Linked DNA regions of Homo sapiens: region 2 is linked to region 1. The links are chromatin loops, found by intact Hi-C in ENCODE. Cell type or tissue: Calu3. All regions are shown on one strand.

Region 1 (8,000 bases):
GGCTCTGAACTATTTCTTACTTCTCAGATGTGGACCCTCCAAAGGACACAATTGTGAAGAACATTACCCTGAACTTTGGGCCCCAACACCCAGCAGCGCATGGTGTCCTGCGACTAGTGATGGAATTGAGTGGGGAGATGGTGCGGAAGTGTGATCCTCACATCGGGCTCCTGCACCGAGGCACTGAGAAGCTCATTGAATACAAGACCTATCTTCAGGTGTGGGGGGTGAACAGGAGCCTTTTGGCGGGATCTGGGGTTGCTTTAGCCTGGGGCTTTGCCAGTTTGCTGCCCTTAAAACGTGAGGGGAGGAAGGTGTTGAGAGGAGTAACCCGTTGAGATTACTCTTGGTTGGGTGGATGGAGGGAAGTGGCAGGGGATGCTTGAGTCATTAGGATTTGGTTTATTTAGCAGCAGTGCTTTGAAGCTGGAGCTATACTCAGCTTTTCTCTGGCTGACTTTTTGGCAGGCCCCTTTGCCATTACTTGAGTGCCTCAGTTTCCCTGCTCTTACGTTAGACTAGTGCGTCAAAGCCAGTGTCCCTAGGGGCAGGGAAAGAGAAAAGACATTAGCTCGCTAAGTTTAACAGCTGATTCTTGTATCTTCCAGCTGTCTACGTTTGTTTTCAAAACATTCAATGAGTCACAGCAACTCAGAGAGGGTTTATGACAGTTTGCCATTTTTAGGAGAACTGTATAACCCAAATGATGAAGGTCAGATTTGAAGGAGTTGGATCTCTAATAGGAATCTGAAGTTTTTTTCTTACTGTCATGAAGAAAGGTCCTGATAACAGGATGGTAGGATTAGGATTTAGATCCAGCCCAGTGTCGGGGTGAACAGTGACTAGAATGTGATTCCCCAAGAGAGCCTCGGCGATGACAGTTTCTGGTCCTGGAGTCTATGGGTTAACCCCTGTAGCATTAGCCCCCGTCACAGTGACATCAGAATAAGAACAGGCTGTCCCAGCTAGTAGCGTCTTAGCTCCACCCTCTTCCTGGAAGCTGAAGCTGGTTCAGCAGACAGCTAGGACTTGGCTTTTTGGCATTCTGGAGGAAGGACCATTTCTACCTGATGCTCTGTCTTCCTTAAATACCTCACTCTGGCCGGGCTCACGCCTGTAATCCCAGCACTTTGGGAGGTCGAAGCAGGTGGATTACTTGAGGTCAGGAGTTTGAGACCAGCCTGGCCAACAAGGTGAAACCCCATCTCTACTAAAAATACAAAAATTAGCCAGACGTGGTGGTGTGCGCCTGTAGGAGAATCACTTGAACCTGGGAGGCAGAGGTTGCAGTGAGCCAAGATGGTGCTACTGCACTCCAGCGCCTGGGCAACAGAGCAAGACTGTGTCTCAAAAAAAAAAAAGATTAAAAAAAAAAACCCTCCCAGATACTCTTAAGACTGATTGCCTTTCTCCTTCAGTATCTGAAGTTTTTTGTTTGTTTTGTTTTTTTCCCTACGGAGTCTCGCTCTGTCGCCCAGGCTGGAGTGCAGTGGCGTGATCTTGGCTCACTGCAACCTCTGCCTCCCGAGTTTAAGCAATTCTGTTTCAGCCCCCAGAGTAGCCAGGATTATAGGCACGCACCACCATGCCTGGCTAATTTTTTTTTTTTTTTTTTTTTTTTTGAGACGGAGTTTCACTCTTGTTGCCCAGGCTGGAGTGCAATAGTGTGATCTTGGCTCACTGCAAACTCCACCTCCCAGGTTCAAGCGAGTCTCGTTCCTCAGCCTCCCAAATAGCTGGGATTACAGGTACTCACCACCACGCCCAGCTAATTTCTATATTTTTAGTAGAGATGGGGTTTCACCATGTTGGCCAGGCTGGTCTCAAACTCCTGACCTCATGAGCCACCCTGACTTGGCCTCCCAAAGTGCTGGGATTACAGGTGTGAGCCACCGCGCCTGACCAGTATGTCAGTTTTTTAAATTTTTATTATTTTTTGAGATGGAGTTTTGCTCTTGTTGCCTAGGCTAGAATGCAGTGGCATAGTCTTGTCTCACTGCAACCTCTGCTTCCTGGGTTCAAGTGATTTTCCTGCCTCAGCCTCCCAAGTAGCTGGGATTACAGGCATGCACCACCACGCCCTGCTAATTTTGTATTTTTAGTAGAGAAGGGGTTTCTCCATGTTGGTCAGGCTGGTCTCAAACTCCTGACCTCAGGTGATCTACCCGCCTCGGCCTCCCAAAGTGTTGGGATTACAGGCGTGAGCCACGTGCCCGGCCAAGGACTCTTGACAGTGGTATCCTGGAGCTAGCTCATACGGGCTTGCAAGAGTGCAGTTGTTAAATTTTCAGGAGTTTTGTGAGCCAGTTGTTGAACATAGCCATTGTCAGAAATTAATTTATATAAGCTTATGATTTAATACATTATATTAAAAGCAAAGGTAAGATTAAATATTCAAAGCTCATCACTTCATTATTTTACCACATTTTACTATGCTCTGCCTTTGAGGTATTTGCTTTGAATGTGTCTGTATGGTGGAAATACTGTATAATGGTGTGGTATTCTTCCCAATGCTGCATTCAGTTACATGATATTGGTAACTTAAAATTGGCCATTGTGGGAGTATTTTTACCATGGAAATTGGCAAACATGACAAATCAGAGTCCTCCCTCACTTTGGAGAGCCAGTTTTTAAACATTTACTAGAATACTACTGGTTTTTGGGATATTTTTACCTGCCTTGTTGGGGCTCCTGAGACTAGAAAGGCTTATACAGCACCAACTTCTGGTGCCGACTGAGAGCAAGGCTTCAGGCAGCCAGACTGTGGGCTCCTGAGCCTGTTAGATGTGACCCACATTCCTCCCTCTTCCCAGGCCCTTCCATACTTTGACCGGCTAGACTATGTGTCCATGATGTGTAACGAACAGGCCTATTCTCTAGCTGTGGAGAAGTTGCTAAACATCCGGCCTCCTCCTCGGGCACAGTGGATCCGAGGTATGTCCCCCCAACTTTTTCTGTGGCCCACTGTGAGCATAGCATAGTGCCTTTTCCACCACTTCCCCGTTGAACCCAAGCTTAGTGTTCAGACCCCAGGCTCTGCCCAGACCTCTCTGTCCGCCTCAGTGCTTGGCTCCTATATCCTGTCTTCTCCTTGTCTTCACAGTGCTGTTTGGAGAAATCACACGTTTGTTGAACCACATCATGGCTGTGACCACACATGCCCTGGACCTTGGGGCCATGACCCCTTTCTTCTGGCTGTTTGAAGAAAGGGAGAAGGTAAGAGTGGGAGGAAAGGATAGGAATAGGGAAGGAAGTGCAGGAAGTAGAGAAGGTATAAAGGAGACAGGAGATTAAAAGAAGAGAGAGAACATGGGAGAACATTTAGAGGGGGAAGGTATGTTTAACTTGGGTTATATTTGTAGAAACTATATCATGAGGGGTTGGTTGGGCACAAGAAGGCAGAAAGTGGGGGAGTAGGCCATCATAGGACCTGGGGGCCTGGGACTTTGACACTAATTCCCAGCACGTTCTATGAAGATGTTTGAGTTCTACGAGCGAGTGTCTGGAGCCCGAATGCATGCTGCTTATATCCGGCCAGGAGGAGTGCACCAGGTGAGCAGGTCCCCGGCTTCCCCAAATGTCCAGCCCAGGCCTATTTTCCCTGTGGCCACTGGAGGGCAGTGCTGGATGATGGAAACTCCAAACCTGTATCGCTGGGGGAGGGGGTGCTGAGAGGGCTCTCCTTAGTGAAGGCTATGCCACATTCAGTAGCACTTCCGTTTGGCTTCTAGGACCTACCCCTTGGGCTTATGGATGACATTTATCAGTTTTCTAAGAACTTCTCTCTTCGGCTTGATGAGTTGGAGGAGGTAAGCTAGGAGTCAATGGGAAAAATCTCTCCCCCACAAGAAGGGCTAGAGAAATACAGAGATATTTGAAGAGTGTGAGGAAGAGTATTAACACACCAGTTTTCTTGATCAATAGTTGCTGACCAACAATAGGATCTGGCGAAATCGGACAATTGACATTGGGGTTGTAACAGCAGAAGAAGCACTTAACTATGGTTTTAGGTGAGGGGAATACAACTTCTCTCCGTAGGAGTGGGGGTGGGAGTGGGGGAGTTCCAGCCTAATATCTTGTCTTTGAAGACTTGTTGGCATCCTCCTAGTCATACCCTGAATGTGAAGGATCAACAAGGGAGGCTAAGGAAGAAGGAGCCTCCTTACTTAGTTTGTGGAGAGTGGCCCTTATTCCCATTATGCTCTCCACAGTGGAGTGATGCTTCGGGGCTCAGGCATCCAGTGGGACCTGCGGAAGACCCAGCCCTATGATGTTTACGACCAGGTTGAGTTTGATGTTCCTGTTGGTTCTCGAGGGGACTGCTATGATAGGTAAGGCCCCAATCCTTTCTTGGCTGATATTCCAGCTAGTTTCCCCTGCCTCACTCTTCTCTTTGCCACTTCCTTCTTTACCCTACTTCTCAGTGTCTGTGGGAGCTCTTGTGTGTGTTAGACGAGGTTGCTCTCAAAACACTTTCACATATATGGAATCTTACTTATTTTTTTCTTTTTTGAGACGGAGTTTTGCTCTTGTTGCCCAGGTTGGAATGCAATGGTGCAATCTCGGCTCACTGCAACCTCCGCCTCCTGGGTTCAAGTGATTCTCCTGCCTCAGCCTCCTGAGTAGCTGGGATTACAGGCATGAGCCACCACGCTCAGCTAATTTATGTATTTTTAGTAGAGACGGGATTTCTCCATGTTGGTCAGGCTGGTCTCAAGCTCCTGACCTCAGGTGATCTACCCGCCTCGGCCTCCAAAATTGTTGGGATTATAGGCGTGAGCCACCACACCCGGCCTATGGCATTCTTTTTATCTTTACATTATCCTTGTCTTAGATGGAGCTAGCTTTGGCTGCATTTTATAGCTGAGAAAGCTGAGGCATAAAAGTTAGGGATTAGCTGGGATTATTCTTCAGGAGTGGTCGAGACTAGAATCCTCCTGATCCAGTGTTCTTTCTAGTAGATCCTAAGCTTCAGATTCTCCTCCTGGGCCAGGCACAGTGGCTCATGTGTGTAATCCCAGCATTTTGGGAGTCCAAGGTGGGTGGATCACTTGAGGTCAGGAATTCAAGACCAGCCTGGCCAACATGGTGAAACCCCATCTCTACTAAAAATACAAAAAATTAGCTGGGTGTGGTGGTACATGCCTGTAAGTCCAGCTACTTGGGAGGCTGAGGAAGGAGAGTTGCTTGAATCTAGGAGGTGAAGGATGCAGTGAGCTGAGATGGAGCCACTGCATTCCAGCCTGGGCGACAGAGCGAGACTCTGTCTCAAAAAAACAAAAAACGAAAACCAAAAACAAATTCTCCTCCTGTTTTCTCACCCTGAGTCAGATTTGTTACTGTGTATTGTTTTTTTTATTTTTGTTTGTTTTATTTTTTGAACCTGGTAGCTACTGCTGTTATTTTTGTTTGTCCATTTGACTCTCACCCATCCTGTGGTCCAAAAAGTGCTTAAGGAGGTAATTAAAGAAATAAATACTACAGGCCATGTTCTGAGAAAATAAGGAGAGGGTTTGGGGAAGCACCCAAGAGTAGAAGCAAACGATTACAGGGGGCTGGGGTTGGTGGCTCATGCCTATAATCCTAGCACTTTGGGAGACCAAAGCAGGCAGTCGCTTGAGCTCAGGAGTTGGAGATCAGCCTGGGCAGCAAAGTGAAACCTCGTCTCTACAAAAAATATTCGGATGTGGTGGTGCACGCCTGTAATCCAAGCTACTTTGGAGACCGAGATGGGAGGATCACTTGAGCCCCAGAGTTCGAGGCTGCAGTGAGCTGTGAAACCCTGTTTCAGAAAAAAAAAAAAAGACTACAGGGTTTATATGGGTGGCCAAGCCAAGCAGAGATGCTGTACTTGGAGAAAAGAGTGGGGAGAGTTGACCTAACCCTTTTGAGGTTGGCCAAAGGGCATCCTTCCTAGCCCCATACCTGCTCCTCTGACTGTTCTTCTCTTGCTCTGTCTCATCTTCTTGAGGTACCTGTGCCGGGTGGAGGAGATGCGCCAGTCCCTGAGAATTATCGCACAGTGTCTAAACAAGATGCCTCCTGGGGAGATCAAGGTTGATGATGCCAAAGTGTCTCCACCTAAGCGAGCAGAGATGAAGGTTGGCTGCAGGGAGGGGGAAAGTGTGGGGTGTTGGAAAGGGGCCAGTGGCTGGGGAGGAGTATCCTTGGATTAAATCCTATCTTTTGGTTTTCTTTTTTTTTTGAGACAGAGTTTTACTCTTATTGCCCAGACTGGAGTGCAATCTCGGCTAACTGCAACCTCCGCCTCCCAGGTTCAAGCAATTCTTCTGCCTCAGCCTCCCAAGTAGCTGAGATTACAGGCGTGTGCCACTACGCCCAGCTAATTTTTTGTATTCAGTAGAGACAGGGTTTCACCATATTGGTCAGGGTGGTCTCGAACTCCTGACCTCAGGTGATCCTTGGCCTCCCAAAGTGCTGGGATTACAAAGCGTGAGCCACCACACCCAACCCAGTTTTCTTTTAATAGAGAATTTACTGTGTAGTAAGAGATTCGGGTTTTTTTTATTTTTTTATTTTTTTTGAGACGGTGTCACGCTCTTTCACCAGGCTGGAGTACAGTGGCATGATCTTGGCTCTCTGCAACCACTGTCTCCTGGGTTCAAGCGATTCTCCTGCCTTAGTCTCCCGAGTAGCTGGGATTACAGGCACCCACCACCACGCCCAGCTAATTTTTGTATTTTTAGTAGAGACGGGGTTTCACTCTGTTGGCCAGGCTGGTCTTGAACACCTGACCTCTTGATCTGCCCACCTCAGCCTCCCAAAGTGCTGGAATTACAAGCGTGAGTCACCGCACCCGGCCATATAAGAGATTCTTAATCTCCCATAGCTCTCCTGTTTTATTCTGTATCCTCTCTGCTTACTGACTGACATGTGGCTTTAGTCTCCCTGAGGGTAGAGATTATTTTCTGTGCTGGGGGAGGCCTAGGAGACAGAGTTTGGATATGGTTTATTGATGCTCCCTGTTTCCTCTCTTCAGACTTCCATGGAGTCACTGATTCATCACTTTAAGTTGTATACTGAGGGCTACCAAGTTCCTCCAGGAGCCACATATACTGCCATTGAGGCTCCCAAGGTAAGGAGAGGAGGGGAAGGAAAAGACCATATGTAGAGTAGGTAGCTAAAGATAGATGTTTAACAAATAGCTCATTCATCAATGAGAGAGAAAACAGAATGAATAGAGGTTTTGTTGGCAGAGAAAAATACTCTTCATGTTAATACAGACACCCAACCTTCTTCCTTGAACAGGGAGAGTTTGGGGTGTACCTGGTGTCTGATGGCAGCAGCCGCCCTTATCGATGCAAGATCAAGGCTCCTGGTTTTGCCCATCTGGTAAGAATCAATCCCAGTAACTATAACTCCAATGAATTAAACCTGACCTTGGTTGAGGTTTTTATGAACTCTTCTTTCTCCTCCCACCTTGCAAGTCTTAACTAACATTGTTGCCATCTCAATCTCCCTAGGCTGGTTTGGACAAGATGTCTAAGGGACACATGTTGGCAGATGTCGTTGCCATCATAGGTACGAGGCCTATTGTGTAGTAGAGGTATCCTAGACAAAGGAGTTCGGGACGCCCACTGGGGACAGAAGGAGAACACTTCCTGTTCACCATAGGCCATGGCATGGACTCGGGTCCTCAATCTTTTGAGCACAGTAATGGGTTCTGGATCTTGGGTAACACCACTTTTTTTGTTTGTTTTGCCTCACAACAGGAAGATAAGTAACATCACTTTTTTCCTCCATCCTCTCACCTAGGTACCCAAGATATTGTATTTGGAGAAGTAGATCGGTGAGCAGGGGAGCAGCGTTTGATCCCCCCTGCCTATCAGCTTCTTCTGTGGAGCCTGTTCCTCACTGGAAATTGGCCTCTGTGTGTGTGTGTGTGTGTGTGTGTGTGTGTATGTTCATGTACACTTGGCTGTCAGGCTTTCTGTGCATGTACTAAAAAAGGAGAAATTATAATAAATTAGCCGTCTTGC
Region 2 (8,000 bases), 530 kb after region 1:
GCCCCATTGGGCTTATTGCCTATAAACTTACCAGAGAGATTGTTTTCATCTAAAGCACACCTCTTTGCTCCCCAACTTTTGTTTATGCAGTTCATTTTGGGGACCAAAATGCAAAACCTTATACCTTATATTTATCTCTTTTAAATTATGTCTTTGTTAATGTAATAAGACAATTTTTGATCCCAGTACAGTCCCTCCCAGCTTGTAACACATGCATATTAGGTAAGCATATCTTTATGCTCTAATCAAAATTACTTTTTTAAAAAATTGAATAAAGCAGATGAAAGAAATTTGGGTGGAGCTCTATCTCACTAGAAATCTATTTCTTGATCGCTACCTATCTGTGTTGTACTCTTTTGGTATGATTGTTTGACCAATTACCAGCCTAGTTGACTGTTCTCTCTCTATTTTTTTTGTATTTTTTTTTTTTTTTTGAGACAAAGTCTTAATCTGTCACTCAGGCTGGAGTGCAGTGGCACGATCTTGGCTCACTGCAACCTCTGCCTCCTGGGTTCAAGCAATCCTCCTGCCTCAGCCTCCAGAGTAGCTGGGATTACATGTGCTTGCCACCATGCCTGACTAATTTTTGTATTTTTAGTAGAGACAGGGTTTCGCCATATTGGCCAGGCTGAGTAGTTGACTGTTCTCATATTGAGCTCATAATTATCTCCCTTGTCCACAAGGAGGTCTGTCCAGAAGCCTAGGGAAGTACCCAGTATATGAACATTTCCCTAATCTGCCTGTCTACTCATCCTGTCAAAAAAAAAAAAAAAGAAAACCAAAAAAACAGACTATCAGGGCAAGACCATTCTTGGTAAGCTCATGCTGGCACCTAGTGGACACTGCTTCTTTTTAGGAGCATTTACAAGCCCTTCCTGCAGTCATCTGCCCTGAGAATATCATTTTGGATTGGAGGCAGCCTTAAGGTTTGATAGCCTGAAGGTATAGAAGCAGGTGGGACTTGCCCATGGAGTACCCCTGTAGCCCCAGTAAGGGGATTTGAGATCCTCTGTGAGAGGGCTGTGAACATGAAGCCTGTGAGGGACAAGGACACGAGACTGCAGGAGCCCTGGCCTATGACAGCACTGCGACTCTGTGGCCACCATAAGGGCGGATGTGGCCAGGGTGACTGAACACATGTTCCAAGACAGCTTGCAAAGTCTCAAAACTAATTCTCCTTTTTGCCTAGACATGCCAGGCACATTGAATAAAACAACTTCAAGTGTCTTAGCCTTCATGTCTCTGCCACCTTTGCCTCATCGCTCTTTCTACCACCCTTTCCAGGCCCTTATCCCTCATTTCTTTCACCCGTGGGAAAGACCCAGCTTAAAGTCACCTATTCTAAGAATTTTTCCCAGCTTCCTCCAGCTAAAATGAATTATTTCTTTGTCCCAGCCGCCAAAGTATTTTGTTTGTACTGTCAATTGAACGTATGGTTTGAGACATCTGGGAGAAAGAAGGGGATATATTTGGTGGTAAGGAGATATGTTTGTTGGCATGACATCTTAAAGGATTTGGAAATAATCTGTGGACTAACCTAAAGTTTACAGGACTTCTGATTTTTCTAGTTCAAAAATCCTTTAGGGAATATTAGAGAAGGCATTATTGGCCTTAACTTTTTTTGGATAGGGGCACAGAAGTTCAGAGAGCTTAACTGGCTGGGCCAAAGTTATTTAACTACTACGTGACAGAACCAAAATTTAAATCTAGGGTTTGTGCATGCAAGTCCAGAGCTCTTTCCACTATAACACACTGGCCTAAGTGCAGGCAGCAAAAGCTCTCCAAGGTTGTGACGGGACCCATGGCCATTCTCTGCATTTTGTCTGTCCGGGGAAGAATGGAGGGAGAGGGTTTGTGCAAAGTGTCACTCAGCAAACCCTGATGTGGAATGGGGAACATCTGTGGTCTCCCTTGCCCCACTCATCTGACTCTCTGTTTACCAATTTCTTCTTGAATCAAAAAAGGAACTGAGAGCATGGCCCAAATGTCACGAACCGGTTCCTGCCCCAGCATTTCTCAGAAGGACAGATAAACAATGTGATGGATGTGCTAATGTTGGGTTGGGTGGGGAGGGTCGGAAGTTGGGCAGGAAGAGTTATTTGCTCAGTTGGCCAAGTTATTCCTACGCAGTGAGAGGGCTTCAACTACCAATCCATTATCGCTGGTCCTAGGGTTCTGTAGAGCTGAAGTTATTGCCTCAGAATCTTGATAATAGGTGCTACAGAAGGAGGACACATCTTTACAAAGACGAGCCTCTAAATGAATATGCAGACTTAGGGATGTGGTTGTGGCAGGGTAGATGATTAAGATCTACTTTTCTCTAAGTTCTCATGGCCATTGAATTCCTGGACTGGTTGTGTAGTGATTTATCTCTGCCCAACAGCTTTTCTCACCAGTCACCCATAGCCATTTCTCCAGGCCACTTCTTCACCATAGCTCCAGCCTCTCCTGTTCTGCATCCTCTCTGAACTGCCTCTAGTGCAGTGGTTTAACTTAGAATTTCTTTATCGCACTAATGAGATATGTTGTCCATTCTTACTACGGCTCTGCAATGTGCCTATACTTATTCCTATTTTACATATTAAGGAGCTGAGACTTGGGAAATCAAATAACTTTTTAAGAGTACACGATTACCTATTAGTAAGTAGCAGGCCCAGATGCAGCTTGGGATTCACTTCTAGGTTTTCTCTGGCCTCAGACTATGTGCCTCAAAGACAGTGCTAAATTTGAACTCATCACGTCCTAGGTACCTACCTTCTATAGAATCATGTTATTATTCTTCCATTTATATTTTTGTTCGACATTGTTATTTGGGAGCCTCAAAGTATATTTTCACATCTGTCCTAGATCTTAAGTCGCATTAAGAACATAATTGTAAAAATTGACAAACAGTTACTGATAACTCACGGATGCAGGAGGGCACTGGTGGCAATGCTGGAAATATTAATAGAAAGAGGAACTTGTATTTGGACCATGATGAGGAGGTGATGAGACAAAAGAAGGGAAATTTCTCTGTGACTGCTCAGCAGAGATCTGCACTTATAGTAAATGTTCTATAGATGATAATTATAAATCACAACTGTGACTATGCTCTAGAAGCCCACAAGTTTTGAGAAACAACTAGAGTAAGAAGACTGGGGTCATGTGTATCCGCATGCGGTCAGCCTTGTTACATAAAATGGGTGCCTTCTCAAAAAAGCAAGCCATCGCACACTTGACGATCTCTTAGCATTTATAAGAAATTTTTGCTTACTCAATATTCATCAAGATTGCAGTTTTAATGGTGATAAAAACAAATTGTGGCTGTGTGTGTGTGTGTGTGTGTGTGTGTGTGTGTGTGTTTGTGTGTATCTACTAATCCTAAAACAGAGAGCCTCTTCTCCTTTCCTTGACGGGAAAGCAACCCAGCTCCCTCTCTAAAGATAGCATTTCCTTCCTTGGGCCTAACATCCTGATTATGCTCTTACAGGGCTTCCATATTCATTTTTCCTTTTTTCAAGACAAGTGCAGAGAAAACGTATTTTACCAAAAGGCAAATAATGCCCCCTAGTGGCTAAAATCCTAAATACAGAAGCTGTTAAATTCACTCCCAGTTAGATATATACTGAGCCAGCCTCTGCGGGCATTCAGTAACAATCGAGATGTGTCTCCTGCCCCTATCCTTGAAGGAACTTATGCAGTAATTTTAGGGAATTGAGAAGGGAAATCTCACTTCTAAGGATACCATAATAAAATGTCAGTAAATGAACCCTTACGTTTCACCTCTTTTCCAGAATATAAATATCTATTATTCTTCATGGTGAAGAATTTTAATAATACTAGTTGAAATAGATAAATAAAAACTATATAAGAAGAAGTACATAATGCATTTCATGTAAGTCTCTCTCATAATGCCCACTCCCATAAATAACTAGTTAATGGTTTTATATACCATCTATCTTTCAACATTTTTCATATATGTGCATACATATATGTATTTTTAAAGTAAATGTGCTCAGACATTTCTACTTGTAAACCAGCTTTTTAAAACTTTATGATATAACCATACAATCCAGCAATCCCACTGCTAGGTATATACCCCAAAGAAAGGAAATCAGTATGTCAAAGAGATATCTGCACTTCCGTGTTTGCTGCAGCACTATTCACAGTAGCCAAGATATGGAAGCAACCTATGTGTCCATCGACAGATGAATGGATAAAGAAAATGTGGTACTCATGTGATAGAGTACTACTCAGCCATAGAAAGAATTAGATTCAGTCACTAGCAACAACATAGATGGAACTGTGGATCATTATGTGAGTGAAATAAGCCAGGTAGAGAAAGACAAACATCGCACGTTCTTACTTATTTATGGGATCTAAAAATCAAAACAATTGAACTTATGGAGATAGAGAGTAGAAGGATGGTTACCAGAGGCTGGGAAGGGTAGCTGGCGGTTAGGGAGGAGGTGAGGATGATTAATTGTTACCAAAAGAAAAAGAAATAGAATAAGGCCTAGTATTTGATAGCACAACAGGATGACTATACTCAATAATAATATAATTTTACATTTAAAAATAAGTAAAAGGGTGTAATTGGATTGTAGCACAAAGGATAAATGCTTGAGGGGATGGATACCCCATTTTCTGTAATGTGATTATTACACATTGCACGCCTATATCAAAACATCTCATGTACCCCATAAATATATACACCTAGTATGTACCCACAAAATAAAAAAATATTATTTTAAAAAACTTTCTGATATAGCTACCACATCCCTCTTTGTTATATTTCTTAGTAGTTGCCTAGTATTTCACTGAATTGATAAAACAACCCATTTAACCAATCTATTACTTGTAGTCATTTAGATGTCTCCAGTTATTCAATATTATAGACAGTGGATGCTGTATCGGCAGTCACCAAGATCATCCTCAGGCTCCCTCAGGCTCCCTCAGGCTCACTGATTTACTAGGAGGATTCACAGAACTCAGAAAAGCTGATATACAAAGTTATGGTTTATTAGAGTGAAAGGATACAGATTAAAATTCAGCGAAGGGAAAAGGCCCAGGGGTGAAGTTCAAGAGAAACCAGGTGCAAGCTTCCAGGTATGGCCTCCCAGAAGAATTTGTACAGAGATGTGCTTAATTTTCCCAGCAATGATGCATGGCAACATGTGTGAAGTATTGCCGAGCAGGAAGCTCACCCAAGCCTTGGGTTTTTATTGCGGGCCAGTTGCATGGGCATGCGTCACCTGCATGACTGACCTTACCTACTCAATTTCCAGCCTCCCGGAGGTCAAACTGATACAGCATGGCCCAGGGCCTCAGGCATACGGAAACAGGCTTTACCATAGTCACGCTGTTAGCATATCTAGTCAAACTGATATAGTGTGGCATGAGGAGTTGGTCAAGGGCCAGTCCTCCCGAAGACAGACCATTCCTTGAACTTGCAGGGCTTGAGCAATCAGAACCTGCAGAGTTAACCCTTTACTACACATACGTCTTTTATATTTATGATCTGAACACTGACTAGGCCTTCAGCAGCCCGTTCCCACAGGTCTGCTTCCATGTATGCTCTCCACAGAGAGTATTCACATATTCGCCACTCTCCTCAGGCAATTTTTCCTCAAACTGGCTATTCTTCTCACAGCTCTATCCTCACAGCATATAAACTAGGTTTTTATTTCACCCAGAAAATAGAAACCATCAGAAGAGAATGCCTTTAACTTCTTGCCGCCAAAACTCCTGAGCCTCCCTTCATCCCCACCCATTATTTTCTTCTTTCCTCTGGTTACCATGGAAAAGGTTAATCATCCACTGGGCTTTGGATCCCATTCCACCCCCTAATTAATTCAAGGACTCCTTTTCTCCTGTATCTTTAACTGTTTTCCCTCTTCTGATATGTCTACAACTTTTCCTATAGAAAAAAGAAAAAGAAAAGAAACACCTCCCTCTTGCACACTTCCCTTTGGGTATGGTCTCTCCTTTCTTTCATCTTGAAAGTTGAGTCCACACCTACCACCTCCATTTTCCTGCTTTCCACTTCCTCCTTGCCTCCTGCAATCAGGTTCCATTTCCCCAACCCCACTCCCAACAATCTCACCGAAACTACTCTCGCTATGGATACTAAGACCTTGTGATTGTTAAACCTGATGAAAGCTTTTAGTCCTCACTTTATTTGGCCTCTCTAGTATGACTCATCCTTGGTTTCTAAGATACCAAATTTTCTTATTATCTGTTCCACTATGACTCAGTTTCTGTTGTGGGTTCCTTTTGCTTATGTGTCCCTTAAATCTTATTTTTCCTCAGCAATTGCTCAATTCTTTTTGTATTTTATTCTCTCATCCTAGGCAATCTCATCAATCCTAGTTCATTCATAAAATGATGACTGGGGCTGGGCATGGTGGCTCACACCTGTATCCCAGCACTTTGGGAGGCCGAGGCAGGTGGATCACCTGAGGTCAGGAGTTCAAGACCAGCCTGGCCAACATAGTGAAACCCTGTCTCTACTAAAAATACAAAAAAAAAAAAAAAAAAAAAAAATTAGCCAGGCAGGGTTGTGCGCACCTGCAATCCCAGCTACTTGGGAGGCTGAGAATATCTTGAACTGAGGAAGAAGAATAGCTGAGGCAGGAAAATAGCTTGAACCCAGGAGGTGGAGGTTGCAGTGTGCTGAGATCGCACCACTGCACTCCAGCCTGGGCGACAGAGCAAGACTCCATCTCAAAAAGAAAAAAAAAAAATGATGATGATGATGATGATTGGATCTCTTTTTTATCTCTTTTCTGAGGGTCATATCCCAGTCTCCAGCCAGCCCAGCCAATGATGACATTTACTTTTCTCCAAACTGTCCCTCCTCCTTTGTTCCCCATCTTGGTGAATGAAATCATCATCCACTCAATCACTCAAACTAGAAATAAAGTTATCTCTTATTCCTCCCTCTTTCCTCTCTCATATCCATTTGGTCTCTAAGCCTCCTCCCTTCTGCCTTTTTAATCGCTCTTAAACACATTCCCTTCCTCTGTGTTTCCTCTACCAGCACCCTTCATTCCTTGACTCAATTATTGCCTTAATTCTTAACCAGACTCTGCCTCTAGAATTGTCCTCCCAGCCTATTCCACACACTGTAGTCAGGGTTGTTTTCTAAAATACAAATCAAGTGGCATTATTCTGCTGCTTAAACTTCTTTAGCATTTGCACGATCTTTAGGAAAAATTTAAAACTTCTTAGCAAGGCATACGTTGCCCTTATGATCTGGTCATGCCTATCTTTCCAGTGTCCTGAAAGCAACTGTGAACACCATCTGCATCATCCTTCTTTCTCCCTTTTCCAACAACACATTTACACTTCGATGGGGCTTTCTGGCCTTTGTGCCTTTGAAGATGTTGGTCCTTCCGGTTAGAACTTCTTTCCTCATCTCCCTCCTTTTTCCCTGACAAATTCCCACTCATCCTTCAAGATGCAGATCAAGCATCACCTCCTCTGGGAGGCCATCCCTAATTACCCTCCTTCCATTAGGATTGGATGCCTCCATGTGCTCCCTTAGTACACGGCCCTTGCCTCTACTATAACACTAATTAGCTATTTACTTACTTTCACTCCAGCATTTCACCAAGTTCCTTGAGGGCAAAGACTGTCATACATCTTTATATCCTCAGCATCTACAGTCGTGCCTTATTTTACTTAGCATAATGTCCTCAAAGTTTTTATTGTTGTTGAGATGGAGTCTTGCTCTGTCACCCAGGCTGGAGTGCAGTGATGCGATCTCGGCACGCTGCAACCTCCACCTCCGGGGTTCAAGGGATTCTCCTACCTCAGCCTCCTGAGTAGCTGGATTACAGGCATGCACCACCATGCCCAGCTAAGGTTTTGTTTTCATTTTTGTTTTTTAGGATGGAGTCTCGCTCTGTTGCCCACGCTGGAGTGCAGTGGCATGAGTTCAAGGGGGTTCAAGTGATTCTCCCGCCTCACCCTCCCAAGTAGCTGGGATTACAGGCGCCTGCCACCATGCCTGGCTA

Evidence for each region. Peaks named below come from ENCODE experiments on the same cell type or tissue, not always from the same donor. Only the 100,000 strongest peaks of a DNase experiment are listed, where the experiment ranks them.
Region 2: it touches region 1 in a loop (5-fold over the local background); 4 of 110 quality-filtered maps call a loop at or near these places.

Annotation. Positions count from the first base shown.
Region 1 is chr1:161,206,380-161,214,379 of GRCh38, forward strand. It overlaps NDUFS2 (NADH:ubiquinone oxidoreductase core subunit S2), which reads left to right. Exons shown (of 14, transcript NM_001377299.1): 3 at 28-218; 4 at 2,814-2,934; 5 at 3,104-3,216; 6 at 3,478-3,552; 7 at 3,732-3,809; 8 at 3,925-4,010; 9 at 4,212-4,331; 10 at 5,972-6,101; 11 at 7,001-7,096; 12 at 7,270-7,353; 13 at 7,485-7,542; 14 at 7,777-8,000. The coding sequence ends at 7,814. Among named protein-coding and RNA genes, the nearest start is that of FCER1G, 4.9 kb to the right of the region's middle. In Calu3, a CTCF peak has its summit at 3,629 (motif pointing right); a DNase peak (open chromatin) is centred at 3,642.
Region 2 is chr1:161,738,098-161,746,097 of GRCh38, forward strand. No RefSeq gene overlaps it. Among named protein-coding and RNA genes, the nearest start is that of DUSP12, 7.7 kb to the right of the region's middle. RefSeq lists enhancers at 901-1,110, 5,947-6,106. In Calu3, CTCF peaks have their summits at 861 (motif pointing left), 3,532 (motif pointing left) and 3,731; DNase peaks (open chromatin) are centred at 824, 3,554 and 5,284.